Regions from separate parts of the Homo sapiens genome. Here region 1 is linked to region 2. A link is an interaction called in ENCODE POLR2A ChIA-PET data of the cell type or tissue named here. Cell type or tissue: B cell. All regions are shown on one strand. Each heading gives the region's core, and the rest is flanking DNA. Links, peaks and the distances in the headings are about the cores only.

Region 1 (5,372 bases), core at 200-5,199, 86 kb before region 2:
GGCAAGATGGGTCAGAGAATTTCTTTATGGCCAGCTCCAAGACAGAAAGATGCAGGAAGATTATATTTTTAGTTTCTGTGGACTGCCTTGGGGAGAAATAACAGCTACACGAGTTACGGGCCAGGAACTATGAACGAAAACATATTTTATTGACCCGTGTGATATAATGATACCACTGCCTCGTGATAATGATATATCACAGGGGTTGAGGCTCATTTTCTTTCACATAAGTATCCAGATGGGACAGACTATTTGTTGAAAAGACTTTTTTTTCCACATTGAGTTGTTCAGATGCCTTAACCAAAAATCAGTTGACTGTATGTCTCTACATTCCCTCTTCTGTTTCATTGATCTGTTTGTCTGTCCTGTGCTAGTACTGCATTGTTGAGATTGCTGTAGCTTTGCAGTATATCTTAAAGTCAGGTAGTATATTGTTCTCCCAGCTTTATTCTGTTTTTTCTTTTTTTTTTTTTTTTATTGATCATTCTTGGGTGTTTCTCGCAGAGGGGGATTTGGCAGGGTCACAGGACAATAGTGGAGGGAAGGTCAGCAGATAAACAAGTGAACAAAGGTCTCTGGTTTTCCTAGGCAGAGGACCCTGCGGCCTTCCGCAGTGTTTGTGTCCCTGGGTACTTGAGATTAGGGAGTGGTGATGACTCTTAAGGAGCATGCTGCCTTCAAGCATCTGTTTAACAAAGCACATCTTGCACCGCCCTTAATCCATTCAACCCTGAGTGGACACAGCACATGTTTCAGCGAGCACAGGGTTGGGGGTAAGGTCACAGATCAACAGGATCCCAAGGCAGAAGAATTTTTCTTAGTACAGAACAAAATGAAAAGTCTCCCATGTCTACCTCTTTCTACACAGACACGGCAACCATCCGATTTCTCAATCTTTTCCCCACCTTTCCCGCCTTTCTATTCCACAAAACCGCCATTGTCATCATGGCCCGTTCTCAATGAGCTCTTGGGTACATCTCCCAGACGGGGTGGTGGCCGGGCAGAGGGGCTCCTCACTTCCCAGTAGGGCCAGCCGGGCAGAGGCGCCCCTCACCTCCCGGACGGGGCGGCTGGCCGGGCGGGGGGCTGACCCCCCCACCTCCCTCCCGGACGAGGTGGCTGCCGGGCGGAGACACTCCTCACTTCCCAGACGGGGTGGCTGCTGGGCGGAGGGGCTCCTCACTTCTCGGACGGGGCGGTTGCCAGGCAGAGGGTCTCCTCACTTCTCAGACGGGGCGGCCGGGCAGAGATGCTCCTCACATCCCGGACGAGGTGGCAGGGCAGAGGTGCTCCCCACATCTCAGACAATGGGCGGCCGGGCAGAGACGCTCCTCACTTCCTAGATGGGATGGCGGCCGGGAAGAGGCGCTCCTCACTTCCTAGATGGGATGGCGGCTGGGCAGAGACGCTCCTCACTTTCCAGACTGGGCAGCCAGGCAGAGGGGCTCCTCACATCCCAGATGATGGGCGGCCAGGCGGAGACGCTCCTCACTTCCCAGACGGGGTGGCGGCCGGGCAGAGGCTGCAATCTCGGCACTTTGGGGGGCCAAGGCAGGCGGCTGGGAGGTGGAGATTGTAGCGAGCTGAGATCACGCCACTGCACTCCAGCCTGGGCACCACTGAGCACTGAGTGAACCAGACTCCGTCTGCAATCCCGGCACCTCGGGAGGCCGAGGCTGGCGGATCACTCCCGGTTAGGAGCTGGAGACCAGCCCGGCCAACACAGCGAAACCCCGTCTCCACCAAAAAAATACGAAAACCCGTCAGGCATGGCGGCGCGCGCCTGCAATCGCAGGCACTCGGCAGGCTGAGGCAGGAGAACCAGGCAGGGAGGTTGCAGTGAGCCGAGATGGCAGCAGTACAGTCCAGCTTCGGCTCGGCATGAGAGGGAGACCCTGGAAAGAGAGGGAGAGGGAGACCGTGGGGAGGGGGAGGAGGAGGGAGAGGGAGAGGGAGAGGGAGAGCGAGAGCGAGAGCGAGAGCTCAACCCCTACATTTTACAGATGGGAAAACTGAGACCCTATTCTGTTTGTTGAAGATTGTTTTGGGTATTGTAGATCCTTGACATTATCATGTAAATTTTAAAATAAACTTATCAATTTCTTAAAAAAAAAAAAAAAAGAACCTGATGGAAATGCTGTTTCATTTGTAACGATGTACCACCCTAATGCAAGATGTTAAAAACAGGGAAATGGGGCTGGGCACTGTGGCTCACACCTGTAATAACAGCATTTTGGGAGGCCGAGGCGGGCAGATCACCTGAGGTCAAGAAATTGAGACCATCCTGGCCAACATGGTGAAACCCTGTCTCTATTAAAAATACAAAAATTAGCTGGGCGTGGTGTCTCACGCGTGTAATCCTAGCTACTCAGGAGGCTGAGGCAGGAGAATCGCTTGAACCCAGGAGGCGGAGGTTGCAGTGAGCCAAAATTGCACCATTGCACTCCAGCCTGGCAACAGAGAGAGACTCCGTCTAAAAAAGAAAAAAAAAAAATAGGGAAATGAGGGTGGGAGATGTGTATATAGGAAACTCTCTGAACTTTCTGCTCATGGAGGTAGATGCCCCAGCCCCAGTCAAGCCTTCAAGGGACTGCAGCCCTGGCTAATAGCTTAACCGCAGCCTCATGAGAAATCTTAATATAGAAACACCTAGCTAAGCCACTCTCAAATTCTAGACCCCCAGAAACTGTGTGAGATAATAACTTTTACTGTTGTTTTAAGCTACTAACTTTTGGGATAATCTGTGTCACAGCATTAGATAACAAATACACCATGTTTTACAGAACCATACTGAAGGAAAAAAGTCAATTTCCTGGGTTATTTTGGTGTGACAAATTCTTAGTAGAATGATGGCCCAAAGCCTTTGACTAGAAATAGTTTCCTGGCACATTGACACTTTGCTGCCAACCAAACACATCTTTTTGCCTAGAGCAGGGGTCAGCAGACTTTTTCTTAAAGGGCCACACAGCCGGGCGCGGTAGCTCACGCCCGTAATCCTAGCACTTTGGGAGACCAAGGTGGGCAGATCACGAGGTCAAGAGATCGAGACCATCCTGGCCAACATGGTGAAACCCCGTCTCTACTAAAAATACAAAAATTAGCTGGGTGTGGTGGCCTGCACCTGTAGTCCCAGCTACTCCGGAGGCTGAGGCAGGAGAATTGCTTGAACCTGGAAGGCAGAAGTTGCAGTAGGCTGAGATAGGGCCACTGCATTCCAGCTTGGCAACAGAGTGAGACTATGTCTAAAAAAAAGGACCACATAGTAACTATTTTATGCTATGTAGGCTTAGCAGCATAATCAAGGATATTATGTAAGTAATTATATAACTAGTTCCAGGCCAGATACAGTGGCCCATGCCTGCAGTCCCAGCTACTTGGGAGGCTGAGGCAAGAGGATCCCTTGAGCCCAGGAATTTGAGGCGGCCATGAGCCATGATCACCACTGAAATCCAGCCTGGGCAACAAAGTAAGACCCAGGCTCTATTATTTAAGTGTGTGTGTGTGCATACACACACATACTATATACTATTTATATATATATATATGATTATATATACTTACATATATACACTGTAAATGTATATATAATATGTATATATACACGTGTGTGTATATATACATATGTAGTATGTGTATATATATAGTATGTGCGTGTATATATACATATGTAGTATGTGTATATATATAGTATGTGCGTGTATATATACACATATTAGTATATATATTTTACATATATATTACATTTTATTATATAGTACATATATACTTTACATTATACACATATATAGTGTGTGTGTATAGTATATATACACTTTACATACACATATTAGTGTGTGTGTGTATATATACAAATACTTTAAATATATTTGTGTATGTACATACCTACGCACACATATTGGTTAGTTAACTCAATACTTGGGACTTATTTAAGACTTTGCGGCCAGGCGCAGTGGCTTATGCCTGTAATCCTAGCACTTTGGGAGGCCAAGACGGGCAGATCATGAGGTCAGGAGATCAAGACCATCCTGGCTAACACGGTGAAACCCTGTCTCTACTAAAAAATAGAAAAATAAAATTAGCCGGGCGTGGTGGCGGGTGCCTGTAGTCCCAGCTACTCGGGAGGCTGAGGCAGGAGAATGGCATGAACCCGGGAGGCAGAGCTTGCAGTGAGCCAAGATCACGCCACTGCACTCCAGCCTGGGTGACAGAGCGAGACTGCGTCTCAAAAAAAAAAGAAAAGACTTTGCTAGACAGTTTGTAGCCAGTATATACTATATATATATATACACATGCACACACACATACACACACAAGTATATATTTGTATATGTGTGTTTCAATGTTTATGGTTATGTTAGATCATTATATAATTACATAATATCCTTGATTATGCTGCTAAGCCTACATAGTGTAAATATAACATATATATAGCTCAGAATCAACCATAGTTCATTCTGAACTCAGAATCTCTTGGGCTGGATATGGCCCACTGGCCATTGTTTACCAATTCCTGGCCTAGAGTCTCAACAGAACTCTGTTTTATAATTTTCAGTTTTGCTTATGAAATAGATATTAAATAATGTATCATTTTGTTTTAATTTGCATATAGAATCTTTTAGGGAAAATGACAAAATCTATTCATACTAGTGTTGCCTCAGTTATTTGGAAAAGCCATTGGTTAGTTAACTCAATACTTAGGACTTATTAAGACCTTGCTATCCTGTTTATAGCCAGTATATACTTGCTACCCACTATATATAATCTAGATGCAGCTTTTTTTCCTCATTATTCTTATCCTTTTTTTTTTTTTTGAGACGGAGTCTTGCTCTGTGGCCCAGGCTGGAGTGCAGTGACACAATCTTGGCTCACTGCAACCTCCGCCTCCTGGGTTCATGCCATTCTCCTGCCTCAGCCTCCTCAGTAGCTGGGATTACTGGCACCCGCCACCATGCTTGGCTAATTTTTTTGTATTTTTAGTAGAGACAGGGTTTCACCATGTTAGCCAGGATGGTCTCAATCTCCTGACCTCGTGATCCGCCCGCCTCGGCCTCCCAAAGTGCTGGGATTACAGGAGTGAGCCACCACGCCTGGCCCATTATTCTTATCCTAACTTAGTTTTTTCAAATATCATATTACTTTCATTCTTTAAATCCAAACAAAATGAACTTTGCCATGATTTTAAGAATTTGTTTTTGCTTTTGGTTTGGTTTAGGGTTTGTATGTTGGCAGATGCCAGTACAGCTGTCCCAAACATCAAACATCCCTCTATCCATCCCCAGCCCTGCTTAGCAGAATTCCTGTTGACAGAATTAAACATCTTCATTCGAGGACCTTCTCAATACGGACTGGGCTGCCAATCAAACCAAACACTG
Region 2 (5,372 bases), core at 282-5,281:
ACAAAGCCACTTTCTGACCTCACTGTCAGGTGACCGATTTCTCTCTCAGCTCTTCCTAGCTCAGTGCCAGGCACCTAGGAGGCACTCAGGAGAAGGTTCCAGAAAGAACGGGTACACCTGAGTGCACAGACAAGTCCAGTGGCTCTCTTCCGTCGTGGTCCACTGTGCCAGCTCCATTGTTCCAGGGCTGAGGCCTAGGGCGGTGGGGCTATATGGCAGGAGGAGTGTCTGCACTTTGGGCCTCTGCCTGGGATTTATTTGTGTCTCTGAGGCATCCAGCAGACTCTTGGAGGACAGGATGAGGTGTTCCCTGGCCTTTCCCAGCACGTAGGTGGGAGGCCTGGGCCCCTCATGAAGAAATCAGACTTGGCGTGGACTTGCAAGGAAGGTCCCCCAGCCGGAGGAGGCGTCATCCCCTCCCTGGGGCTGAATGCTGGGGCCACCTCTCCCCTCATGCCTGCCATCCACACCCCGCTCCAGGTCTGCTTTTAGGCCCCAGTCCCTGCCCCATCTAGTGTGTTCTTCCAGCCTCCCTCCACCTACTCTCCCAGCACCTCTGTGATGTTGTGAAATATCTATTTGGTCTTTGTCCTTGTTTAGTGACATACAACTCCTGAAATCCTCAGAATCTCCGTGGTGCTCTTTCTGTGCGCTGGTGTTGACTGATAGCTTCCGGGTGGCGCTGGTCACTGGAAAGACCAAGGCAGGATTAGCGGGTTAGAACTTTCAGCCCCACCCCCAACCGCGGGGAGGGGAGAGGTCCAGAGGTGGAAGGTCAAGTTGATTGCCAGTGGGGTAATCAGTTATGCCTACTTAACAAGGGCTCCATGTCAACCCTAGAAGACAGGACTTGGAGAGCTTCTGGACAGCTGAATAGGAGGGAGTGCCTGGAGGGCAGCACCGTGTCCCTCTCCCGTACCTCACCCTAAAGGTCTCTTCATCTGTGTCCTTTGTAACAACCTTTATAATAAACTAGTGAATGTAAGTGTTTCCCTGAGTTCTGTGAGCTGCTCCAGCAAATTCATTGAACCCAAAGCAGGGGTTGTGGGAACCCCAACTTGAAGTTGGTTGCTGAGAAGTTCCAGAGGCCTGGACTTCTGACTGGTGTCTGGAGACGTGGGGGGCTTGTGGGATCTGAGCTATCTCCAGGTAGATGTCTCCCGGTGTCGGGATTGAATTGGAGGACACCCTGCGGGCGCCCGCTGCAGAATGGATTGCTTGCTGCCGGGAGAAACCCCCGCATCTTCTGGGTCGCAGATCCTGTGCCGATTGCGGTGCTGGCGTCAGAGCAGAGGAAAACGTGGTATGAGAGTTTTTCCAAAGAGTCCAGACACGCTTCCAGGCCCTCTCAGCCACCCCCACACCGTCCCTACCATTCCCACCTGGCCCGCTGCTGCCTGTGCCCCAGGGTTTCCGGGCACTCCGAGCTTCCCTGGCAGGCAACAAAGCTCTCATCCCTGGATCTTGCGGATCTCGCGCCCGGGCTGGAATGCCTGTGCTGCCCTCCCCTGCCTGGCGGGTGGGGTCGGTGCTCAGGAGCGGGTGGGGCCTGCCGGTCTCCCTAGCCCACCACCAGGTTTCCTCTGTATCCCCGCAGCACTTGGCAAGGTCCAGGGGCTTCCGTGGGGAGCGAGATTGTTTTGGATCCCGCCAGGGGAGCCCACTGAGAGGAGCCTGCATCTCCTATCACGTGAAGCCCGCAGGGGCCACAGCACCTCCTTCCTGTGGTCCCTAGCTGCGGGCGTTGGCGTTCCCCACCCATGGGGCCCGGCCTCATTTCCTCTTCCTCTTCATTCCCGGTCCCACTCCCAGGAAATGGTGAGGGATTGCTCAGACCAGATGGGAAGAAGTGAGACGAGCGGCAGCTGACGCCCATGCCCTGTTCTGTGGCCCGTGACTGAGGTCCAGCCACACAGAACCCCGCGTCCTTGATAGCTTGTCAGCTGCTGGGACGGGGGCTGTTCTTGTGGCCAGGATGTGTGTGGTGGTCAGGCCAGGGCAGGATGGGGCCCAGGCCTGCAACCCCAGCTCTTCAACCTGGAGTCCTAGCGAACACTGACCTACGTTGGGACAGGGCTGCCTCTTGCCCAGGGGGCTGCAGTTGGCCCCTTGGTGGCATCTGGGAGTGTGTGGGAGTGCCTTCTGTGCTGTGGGCCTCATCCCCAGGGCTCTACCTCCAGCCTGAGCTGCTCTGGCATTTGCCTAAGAAGCATCTGTATCGAAACTGGCTTTGAAAACTTCACAGTGGAGCTTCCCTGGGCTGGAATTCTCTGTTTGTCGCTCGCCCCCGCCTCCAGCATCCCCAAGTGGCCTGGGCTCTGACTGCCACTGTCAGGCCACGGTCCTGTGGGATCCAACCCTGAGCCATCTCTGGGGGTCCCCTCATCTTCTCCACCCTCCCGGTCTAGACTCTGCCTTCCTTTCTCCCTGGCTTCTCTGTCCCAACCCTTCCTCCTCCAGGGCCACCAGGGGGATTTTTGTAAACGCAGATCTGATCGGGTCACCTGCCTAGACTTTCCTCCTACCCCGTGTGGGGACACCCGCCTCTTAGCGCATCCCAGCCCCTCAGCACTGCCAGGGCCGCCCAGCTCGCCTTCGCCCACTCTTGCCTCCACATCTGAGGGGCACCGTCCCCACCCACAGGCTGCCTCCACACCTTTCCGCCCCTTCCACAGCAGCAGGCACAGCCCTGCCCGTGGGGTTCCCCTAGCACTTCCCCAGCTGCCGTGGTTGACAGCCTTCTCTCAAGCCGCCTCTCCCTGGCACAGAGGCGGCACCTCAGTGGAGGTCTGTCATGTGACTAACTGCAGGACGAGGGAGCCGCGGTCGTATGCTGCCTCCTCACGTTTGCTGTGACCTGGGACAGGAGCGGTCCCCAGGAAGGGAGGCACGGTGTCGGGGTTGGTGTTGGCCGTGTTAAAATGTCATCAATGAGGCTAAATGTGTGTTCTGTCTTTGTACATGAAAGAGAGTTTGTTTTCAAATCCGGTTGTTTGGGAAAATCACATTCCCCTCTGAAGAAGCGAGACGTGCAGAGGCCTCGTGACTCAGGCTGTCAGGCCTGGAGTTTGGTGCTGGAGTTTTGTGCTGGAGTTTGGTGTTGGAGTTTGGTGTTGGAGTTTGGTGCTGGAGTTTGGTGCTGGAGTTTGGTGCTGGAGTTTGGTGCTGGAGTTTGGTGTTGGAGTTTGGTGTTTGGGGATGGCAGGTGGTGTTACTAGTGGCAGCCTTGCCGGGGTGGCCTGTGTCTCCAGGACTCGTGGGAGGGCCCTGGTACTAGAAGTGGCCGAGTGCCCTGAAGTCCCAGACCTGCGTGGGTCCTGCCTGTGCTCAGGGACCCTCTGGAGCCTCTCTCGGAGGTCCTCGCTGTCCCAGGATGAAGGGAGATGGAGCAGCAACAGCAGCCAGCAGCTGTGGGGTTGTGTTCCGCCCCGAGGCTGGGGTGAGCTGCTTGTCTGCTGGAGCGAAGGGGCCAGCTGCCCCGCTGGGGCCCCTCCTGCCCCGTTCTCCAGTGAGGATCTACTTCCTCCCACATCCATGCTACCTCCCACCTGCCTCCTGGCTAGAAATTAGCTCAGGGTGCCACACTCTTGACAGACGGCCCGCCTCCCAGCCCTGGCCGCCTTCCTCTTCCTGTGGGCGCCTTCAGGGGGTTTGCTGCCAGGGACGGATTTGGGGGTTTCTTGGAGCTCCCATGGAGTGAGGACATAGGCTGCTGTTGGGTGTTCCTGGCTGAACACTGGTCAACTGGCAGGAACTGCCCTCCCTGGGAAGGCTGCTGGGGCTGTGGCGGGGTGGGGGTCTGCAAGCCTGTAGCCATTTAAAGGGCCCCTCCTCACATGTGGTAGAGCCAGAACTGTGCCCTGTGGCCAGAGGGCACGGTGGTCACATGCGTCAGATGACATATCAAGATAACATTTTGGGGAAATAGAAATCGCTTATACTCATTACTCATTCGCACATAGCTTTTTTTTTTTTTTTTTTTTTTTTTTTTGTGGGATGGAGTCTCGCTCTGTCGCCAGGCTGGAGTGCAGTGTGCAGTGGTGCAATCTCGGCTCACTGGAAGCTCTGCCTCCCGGGTTCACACTACTCTCCTGCCTTAGCCTCCTGAGTAGGTGGGACTACAGGCGCCCGCCACCACACCTAGCTAATTTTTGGATTTAGTAGAAATGGGGTTTCACCATGTTAGCCAGGATTACAGGTGTGAGCCACCGCACCTGGCTGCTTTTTTTTTTTTTTTTTGAAATATTTGGCCGGGCGCGGTGGCTCACGCCTGTAATCCCAGCACTTTGGGAGGCCGAGGCGGGTGGATCACGAGGTCAGGAGATCGAGACCATCCTGGCTAACACGGTGAAACCCCGTCTCTACTAAAAATACAAAAAAAAAAAAAAAATTAGCTGAGCGTGGTGGCGCGTGCCTGTAGTCCCAGCTACTTGGGAGGCTGAGGCAGAAGAATCACTTGAACCCGGGAGGCAGAGGTTGCAGTGTGCCGAGATCGTGCCACTGTATTCCAGCTTGGGTGACAGAGTGAGACTCCTTCTCAAAAAAAAAAAAAAACAAGAAAGAAATATTTGCTTTGGAGCAGGAACAGAGTGAGACCCTGTCTCAAAATGAATGAATGAGGCATGGCCCAATGGCTCACGCCTGTAATCCCAGCACTTTGGGAGGCTGAGGCGGGCGGATCACGAGGTCAGGAGTTCGAGATCAGCCTGGCCAACATGGTGAAATCCCATCTCTACTAAAAATACAAAAAAATTAGCCGGGCGTGGTGGTGGGCGTCTGTAGTCCCAGCTACTCGGGAGGCTGAGGCAGGAGAATGGTGTGAACCCGGTAGGCGGAGTTTGCAGGGAGCCGAGATCGCGCCACTGCACTCCAGCTTGGGCGACAGAGCCAGACTCTGTCTCAAAAAATAAATAAATAATAAATAAATAAATAAACGAGCGAACAAATGAATACAAACATTTGCTTCTGATCTGCAGGTACCTTGAGCTCTCAAACAGGCGTGGCGTTTATGAGGAAAGGCCATGTAGGTCCCTGGAGAGGCTTCCCGGGTGAGAAAGAAGCCGCACTGGGTATGGAGGGCAGCTTGGCTGTGGAGAGAGGCATTAGGAGGGGACGGTGGCCTGTGAGAGAGCTGCCCCTGGCCCGTGCAGTTGCACCTCCCTCTGCAGGACCGGCTGCGTGTTGACCCGCTGGGACCGTGATGTCCCAGGCATTCTAGAACACCTTTCTAGCACCTGGCCTGGGACCCTGTAAGGATGAGAGCATCCTCAGGCAGCTGAGCGGTCCTGGCCGGCCGGGCTGGGCTGAGTGCTTTCTATCAACAGGCTCAGTAAATCCCGCAACAGAACAGGGACTAGAGCCCATCCCTTGCC

What was found. ChIA-PET counts read pairs that join two places held together with the same protein. Peaks named below come from ENCODE experiments on the same cell type or tissue, not always from the same donor. Only the 100,000 strongest peaks of a DNase experiment are listed, where the experiment ranks them.
Region 1: POLR2A ChIA-PET joins it to region 2 with 5 read pairs; 2 of 35 experiments call an interaction of 5 or more read pairs at or near these places.

What each region holds. Positions count from the first base shown.
Region 1 is chr16:2,398,855-2,404,226 of GRCh38, forward strand. It overlaps the pseudogene ABCA17P. Among named protein-coding and RNA genes, the nearest start is that of CCNF, 28 kb to the right of the region's middle. RefSeq lists an enhancer at 1,503-2,250. In B cell, for the core only: no CTCF peak of the experiment used is centred there; no DNase peak of the experiment used is centred there.
Region 2 is chr16:2,484,531-2,489,902 of GRCh38, forward strand. All of the region lies in intron 1 of TBC1D24 (TBC1 domain family member 24), which reads left to right. Among named protein-coding and RNA genes, the nearest start is that of TBC1D24, 12 kb to the left of the region's middle. In B cell, for the core only: a CTCF peak has its summit at 2,816; DNase peaks (open chromatin) are centred at 1,954, 2,751 and 3,281; H3K4me3 peaks cover 982 bases; H3K27ac peaks cover 754 bases.